2 separate regions of the Mus musculus genome follow, and region 2 is linked to region 1. The links are chromatin contacts, found by Hi-C in ENCODE. All regions are on one chromosome and are shown on one strand. The core of a region is the stretch at or near the end of the contact, and the rest is flanking DNA. Distances in the headings are between cores, read along the strand shown. Region 1 overlaps Kalrn (kalirin, RhoGEF kinase). Region 2 holds the start of Kalrn (kalirin, RhoGEF kinase).

Region 1 (6,173 bases), core at 876-3,375:
ACACACACACACACACACAAACACAGTATCTTCACTGTGTTAGGTAGGTATCCTAAGGAATCTACAGACAACTTAAAAGTATCCCGGAAGGTGCCTGTAGGTTACATATCGATATTATATCATTTGTCATAAGGAAATTGCACATCCTCAGATTCGGGTATCCTCAGGGGTTCCTGGATCAACTTCCCACAGGTCTGAGATGATGTAGGAAGAAGTGCAGTAAATTGCCTAAGATCACACAGCTTAGAAGTGATGGAGATCAATTTAGAATCTAATGTCCATCTGAACCGACATCCAGAGCAATTTCCTGTTCCAGGATGCCCTCTATCTGTAACTTCTTGGATAACTGACAAGGATAACTGTGTGCCCAGAGCTACACAATGGGATTTATATACATGATCTCAACCCCACAGCAGCTTGAAGAGGTGACAAGTGCCAGCAGCAGCCCTCTTTCTATGGGAAGGAACAGATTCAGAGAGATTCAAGTCAGGGTCACATGGTCACGCTAGCACACTAAAAACTGAGGTCTAGCTTTGTCTGATGCCAAAACCCACGCCTTTAAACCACCGTACATGCAGAATAACGGGATATGTGTGGATTCCCTATTAATACATGGCACCTGTGGATACAGCAGCAATGTCCCCCTATTGTCCTGCCCACTTGTCAAACTGCCACATCCTCTCTATCATGTTAGCACTGTCTCTCAGGTTTCCATTCCAGGCCTTTTACTTCTAATGCTCTGCTCCTCACACCACAGCCTCTTCTACCTGGATCATTGTGATTTCCATCCTACTGATCTCTCTCTCTCCATTCTGTCCCTATAACAAGTCACTTGCCTGGACCAGGTTTATTCTGCAAACACTGCTCTCAGCAGGACATCCCCTAAACACCTGCACCGCCCATCACTGCAGGATACTCCCACACCAAGCATCCTTCCCAGTAGTGTATTCACTGCCACACACGCATACCATGTGCACTCTCCTTTCACACCGTTGCCTGCATCTTTCTCTGCCAAAATTGCTCCAACCCCAAATCTCCAGGCTACTACCTTCCTTCTAAATTGAAGCTTCAATTTCTCCTAATGTCCACTTTGACTAGATAAGTCGCTCCTGACAAATGTTTTACCTCAAGTTCTTCAGTGTCTGCCTTATTAGTTCATCAAATAGCCTTAATTAAGAACCATCTGAAAGGTTTTCTTATAATCTACAGCTTCCCCGGCCCTGCCCTTGAGATTTAGTCAGAAGGGGAGATTTTGATGGGCTTGCATCTTTATTTAACAATTTATGTAGATTGTAGTATGTCAGCAATAAGGGAATTCCTATTAGACTCAACCCCAACCATCAGCAAGCAGTACGGGCTGATGAGCCTTGAGAAAGGAGGGTATACAATGAAAGTCTCCCGTTCCCTTCAGCTCATACCCACTGGTATTGTCCAGACTACGGGACAGCTCACACAGGAGCTTAACAGCAATGGTCCTGTTATGGTGCTGAGGAACTAAACAAACTAGGCAAGCACTCTACCCATGAGCCACATCTCAAGCAAGATGACAATAGTGGTAACTTTCCTTTCTTAATTGCTTCCAATCCATTTTGTCCCCATCTTTGCTTAACAAGTCAGAATGAAGGAAAGTGTGTTCTTCTAACTTCTAACTCTTGTGCTTTTATTCTAAAGAGAGAATGAGTCTGCCTCGGGTGCAGGTACGCCATGAACACGGAAGGAAGAAAAACATGTTCTTCATGTCTCCTGGGATTCTAATTTCTTCTGGCTCTAAAAGAAATGAGAGTCTATCATGATCACTTGAACAAAGGTCCAGGGAGTTAAAACAAGGTCCTCTATGGGCAAACGTGCAAGGCAAGGTACTGGGACTTCTCTAGCAAAGGGGAGCAACAGAGTGGAGCAGGATGCAGTTAGCTCTGCTTTGCCTCTGACCTGGGGGCTCTAAGCTAACCCCCACCTTAAATACAAAAGCAGTTAGTGTAGTTTAGACTTCTCACCCACTCAGTTGCTGCCTCCACTTCCCCTGATCCCTTCCCCTCCCCACTTCCTTTTCACAAACCCCAAAATGTCTGGGGCAAAGCAGATAAAGATAATGAAGTTCGGAGAGAGCCAGAGAGCCGGGACTCAGTGTGATGCACAGCAGGTTCCACATGCATGCCAGCTCCTTCCCACTCCCTTGGCTCAGACAGAGTAAGCCCACAGCACAGAAAGCAGTTGCTTTCTGATTAGCAAAACCCAGGCTGCAAAGCCTCATGCTAAAATCACACCCTGTTCTTGACAGCTGCACTGCAGCCCAGCTCTGTCTGGAGGGGCACACGCTCTGGCTCTGGCTCTGGCTCTGGCTCAGCCTCAAAAGGCCTTGCTTCCCACTCTTGTCCTCCTTACTGTAGGAACTAGGATGAACCGTTTCCCTAGTCTTTCCTCACAGTAAACAGCATTTTGTTTGTTTTCTTTGTTGTTGTTTTTGCATTTCATTTCCAACCTGTGTGCTCAGAAACACTGAAACCCCCGTAAGGCACTGCCCCACAGAGAGAGTGGAATGGTCACCCAGCAGCCAGCAAGTCAAGCAGATGAGAAGCAGGACCAGCCAAGCCAGGAGGCGGCCCAGGCAGCCCCGGGATATTGACTCTGAATGGCCAAATTCTTTCCATTTAAACCACAAACACTGATAAAATATTTTCAGGAACAGAGTAAGGGAATGCACTTCCCTCACTTCCCAAAATGTAGAACTGAGGAGGTCAAATCCTATTTAAGAAGCTGAGAAAATAGTGCCTGACTTTATCCCAGAACTAAATTTAGGCATCCACCGAGATCTGGCCCCTTGGCAGGTTAATTTAGATGAACTAATGGCGTTCCTGGCATACAGGATATACTCAGTAAATGGGAACTATTATCTTTACTGTAAAAATGGAGTGTCTGGTTGATGTTCTCATCCAGTCCTCCTACGCATCCTAAAATCAGATCTGCCAATCATTTGCACATCTGGGAACAAGACTCCACAGGGCTGAGCAGGAGGCAGCTTGCCTTCTGGGATCCCTGCTTCGGAGAGATGGATGCTATGTTGAAGGGATGTGGGCTAGGTAGACTTAACCTTAAAGATCTGAGGAAGAGGGACAGACACCCCCTTAAACCTCAGCAGGTGTGGGTTCTGGAAGGAACACACAGGGAGCAAGGGTCAGGTACATGTGTTGGGAGGTGCTTGGCTTTCAGATGCCCATGGACAAAGCTCACTGTGCAGAGCTGAGAAGCAGCTTCCTGAGTGGAGGGGAGTCTGGCCATTTCTCATGACTACAGTGAGCTCCCATGTGTAAGGTTTAGAGAATCTGCTGTCTCTTTGAGGGTAGGACAGAATGCAAGGACCCCATGATGCACATTCATGCTTTAGAAATCTTCACCTCTTCCACTCTTCTGTGCCTTGGATAACATCATACTTTACATTTCATTTGGCTATCTAGACTTCCTCCAAAATACTTCAGATTGCATCCTTAACCCTCCCAGGCAGCCATTGAGCTCACGGCCTTGGCATTCCCTTCCTTCCCCTCTGACACAGGCTCATCCTTTGGACTCACTTCCTTCCCTTGTCTCCAGGATTTGCCTCTCATGTCCTCTCTGTCACTCCATCTGTCCCAGATAGGGTTCCTGTAGAAGGACCATGCTGGGTTCTGCTACAAACTCTCTGCCGTGAGATGAAACTCCACAATTCCAGTTCCAAACAGCAAGGGACTTAGAAAGGAGCCCTTGGACTGCTCAGCAGTAGGTGGTGCTCTTGTGCCAGCTCAGAGTCAATGTTCAAAATGTTTGATTCTGATAGACAGTCAAGGGAGGGCAGAATATGCCTCCTGGGAACCCAGAGTCATCAAAAGTCTGGCTGTGACCTGCAGGCATTGCAGTTCAACTGAGAAATGAGGCTTGTGAGCTCATAGTTTGAAGACCAGATGGGATAGACAGGGCAAATGGGGAGCTTGTGCCTACTCTTGATACCTCGTGATAAAGCCAGTTTGCAGGTGGGATAAATACCTTGTGATGGGACCAACCTGGTCAGCATGTAGAAACTAGCCCCTTTCCCTCTCTACCAGGAAGGTTGATGATTCATTCATTCTCATTCTCTCTCTCTCTCTCTCTCTCTCTCTCTCTCTCTCTCTCTCTCTCTCTCTCTCCCCCTCTTCCCCTCCTCCCCCCTCCCCCTCTCCCTCCCCACATGCCAGAACATTGCTGGAAAAAGGGTTTACTAAGGAGAGTCTGGGAGTTAGCAAAAGAGCACCACATTGGGATTTCTTGAGGAACATGGAATATAACCATGAAGGAAGAAGCTATCTTGTTCTAACTACAGGTAGTTTTCCATGGAATTAAGATGCCTGACTACAGGTGGGGGTGGCTTTTAACTCTTTCCATGACAAAGTGATTCAGCTTCAGTTGTGTTTAAGAAAACCAATGGGACCCAGAGATAAGGTTGGAACAATTCATGCCCCTGAGTTGGGGTTCTCCTTGAGGAATGGAGACTATCGCTGGCCTGGGCACCAGAACCAGCTAACATAACACACTCAAACTGGAAGTTCGTCCCTATGATTAAACGTGGGAGTGGGAAGACAGCCTCCCGTGTTTGTGTGTGAGGCTCTCTGAGTGATGCATCTTCCTTCTCTGGATGGGTAGGGCCTAGGGTTTCCAGGTTCAACTACAAGAAGCAACTTTCCTCTTACCACTGCAGACACAATCTTCTCCTTGCCTGTGTAAACAGAGCCAAGGGGCACAGACTCCTCCCTCCTCTCCTGTTTGAAAAGCTGGCCCCAGGAAGGCCATATTGAGAGCCAAGGCCCACATCAGTGAATACAGACTGAAGTAACTTCAGGGACTTTAAATGGAGCAAAAAATATAGGGAAGGATTACAAGGACCTACCCAGTCACTGCAGGACTGACTTAAGGGAGCAGGAAGAGACTGGTTCTGGGGCATGGCAGGGATAGGGCTGGGACCACTGGACGGAAGTATCAGGAGGTAGACTCTGGACTCTGAGCTCAAGTCCTTTCTTTCTTACAATTGTGGCTGAGTCACTGTGGGCATGGACTAGGTCTCAAAGCTGCGGTATCCTCATCCATGGGAATGAATGCTCAGCAGAGGCTGGGAAGATACAGGCCAGTAAAGGAGGCTGAGAAAGAGCTCCATCCTAGCAAAGACTGGACCTGGTGCAGAACCCCCAGGCTTCTCAGGTGGCCCTGACAGGACCTAAGCCAGTCATGGGAAGCAACTTTTAGAGTCACTGCAGTAGACTGCTGGCCCTTTGCCACACGATCTGAGAAGTGGGCACTACCTCCTGCCAGCTGCCTCTTGCCTTCCTCCCTGTGGATTCTCAGCTCCAGCAGCACTGGACCACAGATATTGCCAGACCACAGTTTGTGCGTTAGGGTTGCTGAATCCCTGTTCATTCTCTCTCCTTTCCACAAACCCAAGCCGAGCTACACAGGCCCCTAACTAAGTTCCACAGCAGTGATAGGCACCTGGAGATTTGGTGTCTCTTCCTCAGCGTGAGAGGGTGTATTTGATTTTCCAGTTAGCCATAGCATTGGGCTTGATACGAATAAATCAGCTAATCTTCAGCATCAATGGTCCAAGGTCATGGTCAGAAGCCTCCATTTCCTTTCCCTATGCCAGCATGAGACCTTGGGACTGATAGCCATTGGCTAGCTCCATTTTAAGAATCCCTTCTTAATTCTTCCATTTACCTGGTCCCTAACTGGCCTTATGTTCTGTTGTCCATAGTCCACTATGGTAGTCCATGCTATCCATAGTCTACTCTGGTATCCTTATGAATAAGGCTATAATTCCTATCTACCCAATATGCCCCATAAGAAAAGTCCATCTCTCCATCCATCCATCTTTTTCTGGACCCCATCTTTATATCATCTTTATAGGCCATGTTAGGCTTGTCTCTGTAAGTCTTCTGGGATCCATGCACACCAGATGCACCACACACAGTTTTCTTTATCCACACAATAATCCCAAGGCATGTACTAAGATTGATATTTTACAGGTAAAGATGCCAAAACCCGGCACACAGTGAATGGCCAAGCTGGGATTCAAACCCAGGCTTCCCTGATTCCAAACTTAGTGTTGTCTGTAGAAGCCTTGGTTGGCTTCTGTGGGTAAGGGCTGTGCTAAGGACATGCACCTGCCTGGGCAGGAA
Region 2 (7,034 bases), core at 644-3,143, 170 kb after region 1:
TTCATCATGTGAGATGCTTTCACGTGAACTAACACATTTCCTGTAAACTATATGGTGTAGGTATTACTAATATTCCCACTTTTTCAGCCAAGGTTAATGAGCCAAAAACAAATTATTTATTCAAGGACCCTTAGAAAGGAATGAAGCTAGTAGTTGGAATGAGTTGGCAGTTCTTGGATTCAGAATTTAATGAAAATTGAAAATAAATATAGCTTATATTTTGGCATCTGCTTTCTTCTTTAAATTACTATGATATGCTGATCTGCGCATGGCCTCTGTTCACACGAATATAAATTATCTCTCTGCCTCTAACAGCTTTTCGGTAGCTTGCTCAGCTCTGGGCTGTTGCATGCCACCTGTTCCTGTCTTTCCCAGGATGTCTGCAGGAGAGTGGGAACTAGATGTCTTTGTTGATGAGCCCTAACTGTTGGGGCATTTTGTCCCTGACAGGCACTGTGATCTAGAGCCTCTCACTTAGCTCTTACAGCCCTCAAATGGGCATCATTACTGTAGCCATCTCTTTTTACAATGGAAAGAAAAGAGACACGGAGACATTGGACTTGCTGAGATCACAGAAATGGGGTGGTTGTCTTACCCTCCCTCCTCCATGAGCACCACCATTACAAAGCCCTGGATCCATTCTCCATCCTCATCTCATCTCAAGTCTGGCTTCTCAGAGGTGCTTCTGAGTGCTAGTGAAAGCCTGCTTCCCGAGTACGCTGGCTTGGGTTCCTCCATCTTTGATTTCTCCCGATAAAGCCCTGGTGTATCTGCACTGGGCAGCTCTGCTTCCACGGTATCCACCTCTGGGTGTACCTGAGACCACCCCCGAAGAGAGGGATACAGTTTGGGGTGGGTAGCAGAGCTTTTCCAGGACCATATTTTTCATCAAAGATTTTGTCTCACTCTTGCCAAAACTTCTTAAAGGAGCCAAAGCTCTCAAATGCACAGCCAACATTTCAGAAACCAATTACTACACAAAGTTCCTAGTGGTCTTTCTTTACAGTGGAGGGTCTGTGCTTGCGTGATAGTGCCAGGATATTTGACTGCAGTAATAAATGCGGCTGACATGTATTAAGGTCAGAGTAACTCCTTTTCCTTTTCCTAACCACACATTCTCACAGACTCCATCTACAGACAGGCCACAAAGGGAGCTGTCCCCAGGACAAGTGCTGTAACTCCATGGTGCTGAGAGCCAGGCACAGAGGGAGGAACTCTGCATTGAGTGCCCAGTGCGCACACTACCTGTGATGGTATGTTTTACCTGCAGGAGTTAAATGACAACCATGGCAGATGGGCCCCAGAATGCCCATTTCACAGATGGGGAAACAAGCTCAGAGGAACACACAAATCCACCTATGCTCACAGAGCTGTACTGAGATAGGAGTCTGCATGGGTCTGCCCCAGCTTCCAGCTGCAGGGACCAGTCTCCTCTCTGGTGAAACCCCAACAAGAAATGTGACTGTGCTGTGCAGGTGTCCCCCAAACGATTCTGTGCTCCCCATCCCCAGCTGGGTCACACATGTCCCCAGAAAAACAGCCCTTCTTTTATCTGCTATAGGTTTGCTGCTTGCTGTTGCTCCATGCCCACTTATTTATTTCCCCCCACACTCCCATCTCTGCTGTACCTTTCTCCCTCTCTCTCTCTCTCTCTCTCTCTCTCTCTCTCTCTCTCTCTCACACACACACACACACACACACACACACACACACACACACACACTTATATACATACACCCATACACAGAAGGACACACAACCAGATACGCACTCAGGATACCTCGATCCAGAAGCCGAAGCAAGCGGAGATACCAAAGATACCACTGGTCCCAGAAGCGGTCCGTCATCCCACCCTGAACTCATCCTTCACAGTCAGTCTCCAGGGCACAGCCTCATCCCGCCACCACCACCAACCGACTCGAGGAGGCCAGATTCTCGGATGTTGGGCTCACACGCAGCCTGCTCTAAGCAAATGCCTGCCTACAAAGACAGCCACCAGTCCTCCCACACAGAGGCTGACTGTGCTGGGAGCCCGTTTCACAGCAACAAAGGAGCAAGTGCAGAACACGCCGTGTGCAGACTGAGCCTGCATGAACCCCAGGGGAGGCTGGAGATGCGGGGGAGGGAGTCAGGGAGGGCTCTTCACACTAGCAAGGTTTGAGGTAGCCTTGGGAATGAAAGTCCACGGAGAAGGCCACGGTTAAAATTTCATTCTAGTATCTCCTACCATACTGGCTTCCTGTGCCTCCCACACAGAGGCCAGTGGCTCTCCCAATAGGATGATGAATGAGAAGCCAGATGCTCAACCATCCTGGACTCTGGAACCAGTCCAAAAAGTCCAGGAGTCTGACTGCCTCATTGTGGGGACCTCAGGTCTCCCCATCCAAATATGCTAGACACTCACAACTAGAAAAGAGCTTGCAGGTCCTTTCTTCCTACTTCTCTCATGGATTCTATTAGAGACTGGGCACTAAGGTGCTATGTTCAAGTTCAAACCCTGGTTCCTACTTAACATTTCTTGGCCTTCTGCCTCAGCTTCCTCCCCTATGAACTAGAAAGGCCAGCATTTGCTTCACGGAGGAACTGTGAGGCTCAACACGAAGGAGGGAAGCTCCTGGTGTCACTGGTAAGCAAAGCAGGCAAAGGTTCTCATTGGCCTTCTCCCCTGCCCTTAGAGCCTTGCTCCCCTATCCTTCTGACCCTTCAATCCTGTATCTCTGATGCAGCACCTCCTGTCAGGGCCCTGTCTCTCCATGCTCCTTCTCAGGGCCATACCTCAATCTTCCAATGTCTGACTCAAATGCCACAGAACCCGGGCAGCCTTCCCCGATCTTCCCTCCTTTATGTGTTCCTCCTTTGTATACATTTCTTCTACCTTATCAGACTATAAACTACATGGAGTTCAGATCTGCTCCTTAAACATCTTTGGGTCATTCCTTCAAGGTACCTAATACAGTGCCTTATTTCAGAACCATTCAAGTGACTTTGACTTCAATCGTTAATTCAAGTGATGGTTGACTGACTGAATAGACAAGCAAGGGTTTCTAGGTAACCCATCCCACATGGATGGCAGGAGAAGCATTGACTGTGGCTTGACTACAGCCCGCCAGCCTCTGGACACTGTCTCCGGCGTGCAGCAGGTTCAAGAGTAGGGGCAGAGTGCTCTATTCTCCCCTCCCTTGGAGCCCCTTGGTCAGTGGGCTGGCCACTTACATGAGAAGGTTGTCCCTCTGGTGAAAGGGGATCCTGATCACAGAAATGAAAGAAAGCAGAGGGGACTCCAGGTCTAGGGCACCTCCATTCAACAGCCAAGTGCACATTCCTCACAGCTGTGGCCCAGCTTAGCTATGGCAGCTTCTGCTCCCCGCCTCCTGGTCTCTGTCAGGCAGCTGGAGTCAAGGGGGCTAAAATGAAATAGTTTGCATGTTTCTAAAGGACTCAGGCTAGGCAGGAGGCATGTCCAGGAGGGTAGGAACTAGCAGAGGGAGGGAGAAATTGGGTGGAGCCATAATCTCCACCCTTTGTCCGGCCCAGCATCCTTATTACCTCTTAAAGGGCTGCTATGGAACACAGCAGAGTCCTCACCACCCAAGAAGATACCTCTCAGGCTCTGTTAGTGCAATTTTGTTACTACCTTAAATGGACAAGAATCTTGCAAGAGTCGCTAAAAAAGAATGCAAAGCCCTCTCCTCTCTCTGGAGAGAAATGGCCCACGGTCCTCCCTCTTGTGAATAACAAGAATCTATTGCCCACTCGCATGCGGCCAGTGCTTCTTAGTTCTTTCACATCTGTCAGCCCTAACCACCCCACGAGCTCTGTGGGAGAGGACTCACTTCCTCTGTCTAAAGAAGACCAAAGTCATCTTCCAAGAAGTTGAACTATTTATATCAAATGGTACATAGGTATGAACTGGCTCCCCCTTGTCGAGATGTCTGGACCTTGACATTCCCTAGAGAATGTAGTGCCTTTCCTAGAGAGGTGGAAGCCTTCCCCATGGGGCTATGCTGACAGCTTAAGAAGCAGAACAGTACCAGCGTGCCACAGGCACAGGATGTATGATGACTGACAAACAGCCTTTGATATGTCACATTGGTCCTGGGCTTACAGTCAGCCAGAGAGTGCATCTCCAAGTAAGAATGCCAAAGTTATTTTTTGTCTCCTAATGCAACTTACACAAAACTTGAAATGTGAGACGCCTACCAAGCAGAAGACCTGGACAGAGAGGGGCTGTAAGAGGAACATCACCTGGGGAACAGACAGGCAGCCCTCATGCCCTTATAAGCACAAATATAAACTGCAGCTCTCTGCTTGTGCTGATGGCGGGCATGAAGAAGGAGGCCAACTCTAGCTTCTCCCTTACTTGGTGTCATTCGCCACAGAAAAGAAAACAACATGGGTGCATGCACCTCCCCCCACACAATGAACCCTGGGATACAGAATCACCCATTGGGTCAAACCCAGGAGGAAGCTGTTCAGCCTAGAATTTTACTCTTGGTTGCCTTCAGTCCTTTAAGCAGGGCACCTTGGTGCTCCCCAGCCCACCACTACTCATTTCTGCTATTCCCACAGAGCTGTCCTTTAAAACAGCCATACTAGAAGTTGAATAAAATGTTCCCAGAGACTGCTAGGCTTGTCATTCAGCTGTGGTGCAATTAGAAAGGACAGAATGTTGCCAGGACAAGACCTTATTAGGTAGGTTTTTGTTGTTGTTTTGTCTTAAACAATGACAGCACAGCGGCTCTTTCTTTCATCGTAGCCAAATCAAGGGTAGCCATTCCTGTCAGTGTGGCTCGTTCAGCCCCCTCCGCTGAAATCAGTGACTACATGTAGGCCAAGAGCACCCATCCACTGCAGAGGACTGCTGCCTGTCTGGATGTCTGCAGTTACTAAGCTGTTATAACTGCGATGTGTTCCCTTCTCTCCGGCGTTCCTTCTTCTCTTCTTGGCACTGTTCTCTCTCCATCTTTTCACCCATCCAAAAGGAAAACACTGTGTTCCCAATCAGATAAAGGCAGCATAAGTGGAGGGAACAGAAGGCAAGCAGCAGCGAGGGAGGAGAGAACCAATCAGGTCCCAGATATTTCCCACTCACCTCCCAGGACAACTGGGACCTCTGATCTCTCCGCGGCACTATCCACGCTCCTCAGATACGTGCAGCTAACTGGCAAGTGAAGGCCACACATGAGACGGCACAGCTGCTGCTATCTGTGGACCAGAATGAAGACTATTCAACAGACACAGTGTTCTCCTCCTACCCCTCTCCGGGAAGTAGGCTCAGCCAGGTTACCATTTTGCCCTGCAAGCTGCGCTTCAGCTCCAACGTGAACCAAACGCTCTGGCAGATACCATCCTCAGCACTTCTGTCCCCTCAGCAATTACTGCCCAAGTGTCAGAAGCAACATCTCAGAAACACCATCCAGGGACTGGCATGGACACTTGCCAGCCTCTCCTGTGAGAGCCGAGTGTCCTCAGGTGAACACGCTCCTTGGGTCCTCACATGAAGTCAATATCTGAAAGACGGTATCACCCAGACTGAAATTCAAGTCCACCGCTCCCAAGAGGCCTCTCCAGCTAACCTCACCCATTCTCACCTCAGAGTTCTCAAATTAATGGGCAGCAGATTCACCAGGGAGGGGTGGCAGTTCGTGCAGATGCCCGGCTCCCAGAGGCCTGCATCTTTAACCAGCTCCCCTGGGTGATTCTCTGATGGTGACCTGTCTGCTCTGTCACAGCTCTCCTCTCTTACCTTCAGCACTGACTCCATTTCCATATTTTGGTTGAACTCTACAATGTACCCTGCCTGCCCACACACCCTAGGAGTCCGGGAGAGGGGAACCCTGAGCTCTCTCTCCTGGAAGGCTCTCCTACAAGGTAAAGAGAGATCTAGCAGGGGACCACACAGGAAGAGCTAGACAAAACGGCCCTTAGACACACAATTGATCCTCAGCTCTCCTCGGGCTTCAGAAAACATTCCTTCTGCCACAGGTCCACTGCAGATCTGTACAATGGCTTTAAATGTCACCTCAAATATCTGCCAGGCAGCATGGGAGAAAGACAGGGGTTGATTAGCCTGCATCGACCCTGCTTTTATGTAGCTTTCCTGTTGCTTACCTCTGACCTCAGGGAGATCTTATCTCCATTCCCTAACCTAGAAAGATATCACAAAACCTCTTACGGCACTGGCTTAAAACCACACTGTCAAGTTGAATCGCCCCCCCCACACACACACACACCCTTCCCTGTCCTCCTCTGAGGATTCCTGCTTCCCCCAGCAAGCCACTAGAAGCCCCACACTGCACTGAACCTCCACTTTCAGGGCACCACCCCAACAGCCCAGCTAACCAACAGAACTGTTTCTCAGCCTTATAAAACTCTTCCATTCTGGATCCGGTTCCCTCTGAACTAGGTCCCATGTACAGAGGTATGATAAACTGGTCCCCTCTTCAGTGTTTGTAATAAGAGATCAATACTAGGCCCTTAAGAAACAGTTACACTTTGGGGAAGGGTGTAGAAGACAGGGCAGTAGAGGACAAGCGGAAGTCCAGACATCAGGGTCAACCTGCAATGAAGGATCAGGTCTCTTCACAGAGCTCTTTACCAAAGTCTCCCAACCCTCCAAACTCACATGACCACCTTGCCGACAGTCTTTCCCAAAGCACCTCAAATGTAAAAGGACGGCTAAGAAGCCAGGGAAAACAGTTTAAACCTCACAGGGCCATGTCTACCCAGAAGTCACTGTGAGCTGAGCTTCCCTCACAGCATGGATCCTCCACTTCAGTCCACTGAGAGCAGTCTCTTCACCCGCAGTGACTCTTGACTCAAACCAAGGGGCTGCTTGCCTCTCAGAGGATTTGCTTCCCCTTACTGCTTCTTTCTGACTCTCTGTGTCACATGCTCAGCATCAAAGAATCAGGAAGATGAGGTTATCAGTCACTGCCACAAAAACAAGCTCACATGGTCCCTGCAAGGGGCCTCTCCCTTCTCTCACCCCAGACCCTTCTCCATCTCCTCCAAATCTTTGTGAAGTCCTACCC

Evidence for each region. Hi-C counts contacts between places; a loop is a spot of excess contacts on that map.
Region 2: a map of adrenal gland shows a loop between it and region 1 (2.0-fold over the local background). The contact joins the promoter of Kalrn here to the enhancer-like site in region 1. A Hi-C loop is called at or near these places in 8 of 37 maps with a recorded cell type or tissue (adrenal gland, gastrocnemius, heart and 1 more).

Annotation. Positions count from the first base shown.
Region 1 is chr16:34,340,391-34,346,563 of GRCm38, forward strand. The region is part of intron 5 of Kalrn (kalirin, RhoGEF kinase); the gene reads right to left. Among named protein-coding and RNA genes, the nearest start is that of Kalrn, 170 kb to the right of the region's middle. Within about 2 kb of position 2,126, at least 1 of the 3 ENCODE cell types and tissues checked has a DNase peak (open chromatin) inside an H3K27ac peak, as active enhancers do; it is heart, where a contact is called at or near this core.
Region 2 is chr16:34,512,134-34,519,167 of GRCm38, forward strand. Kalrn (kalirin, RhoGEF kinase) reads right to left here and starts at 1,894. Exons shown (of 60, transcript NM_177357.3): 1 at 1,781-1,894. The coding sequence starts at 1,847.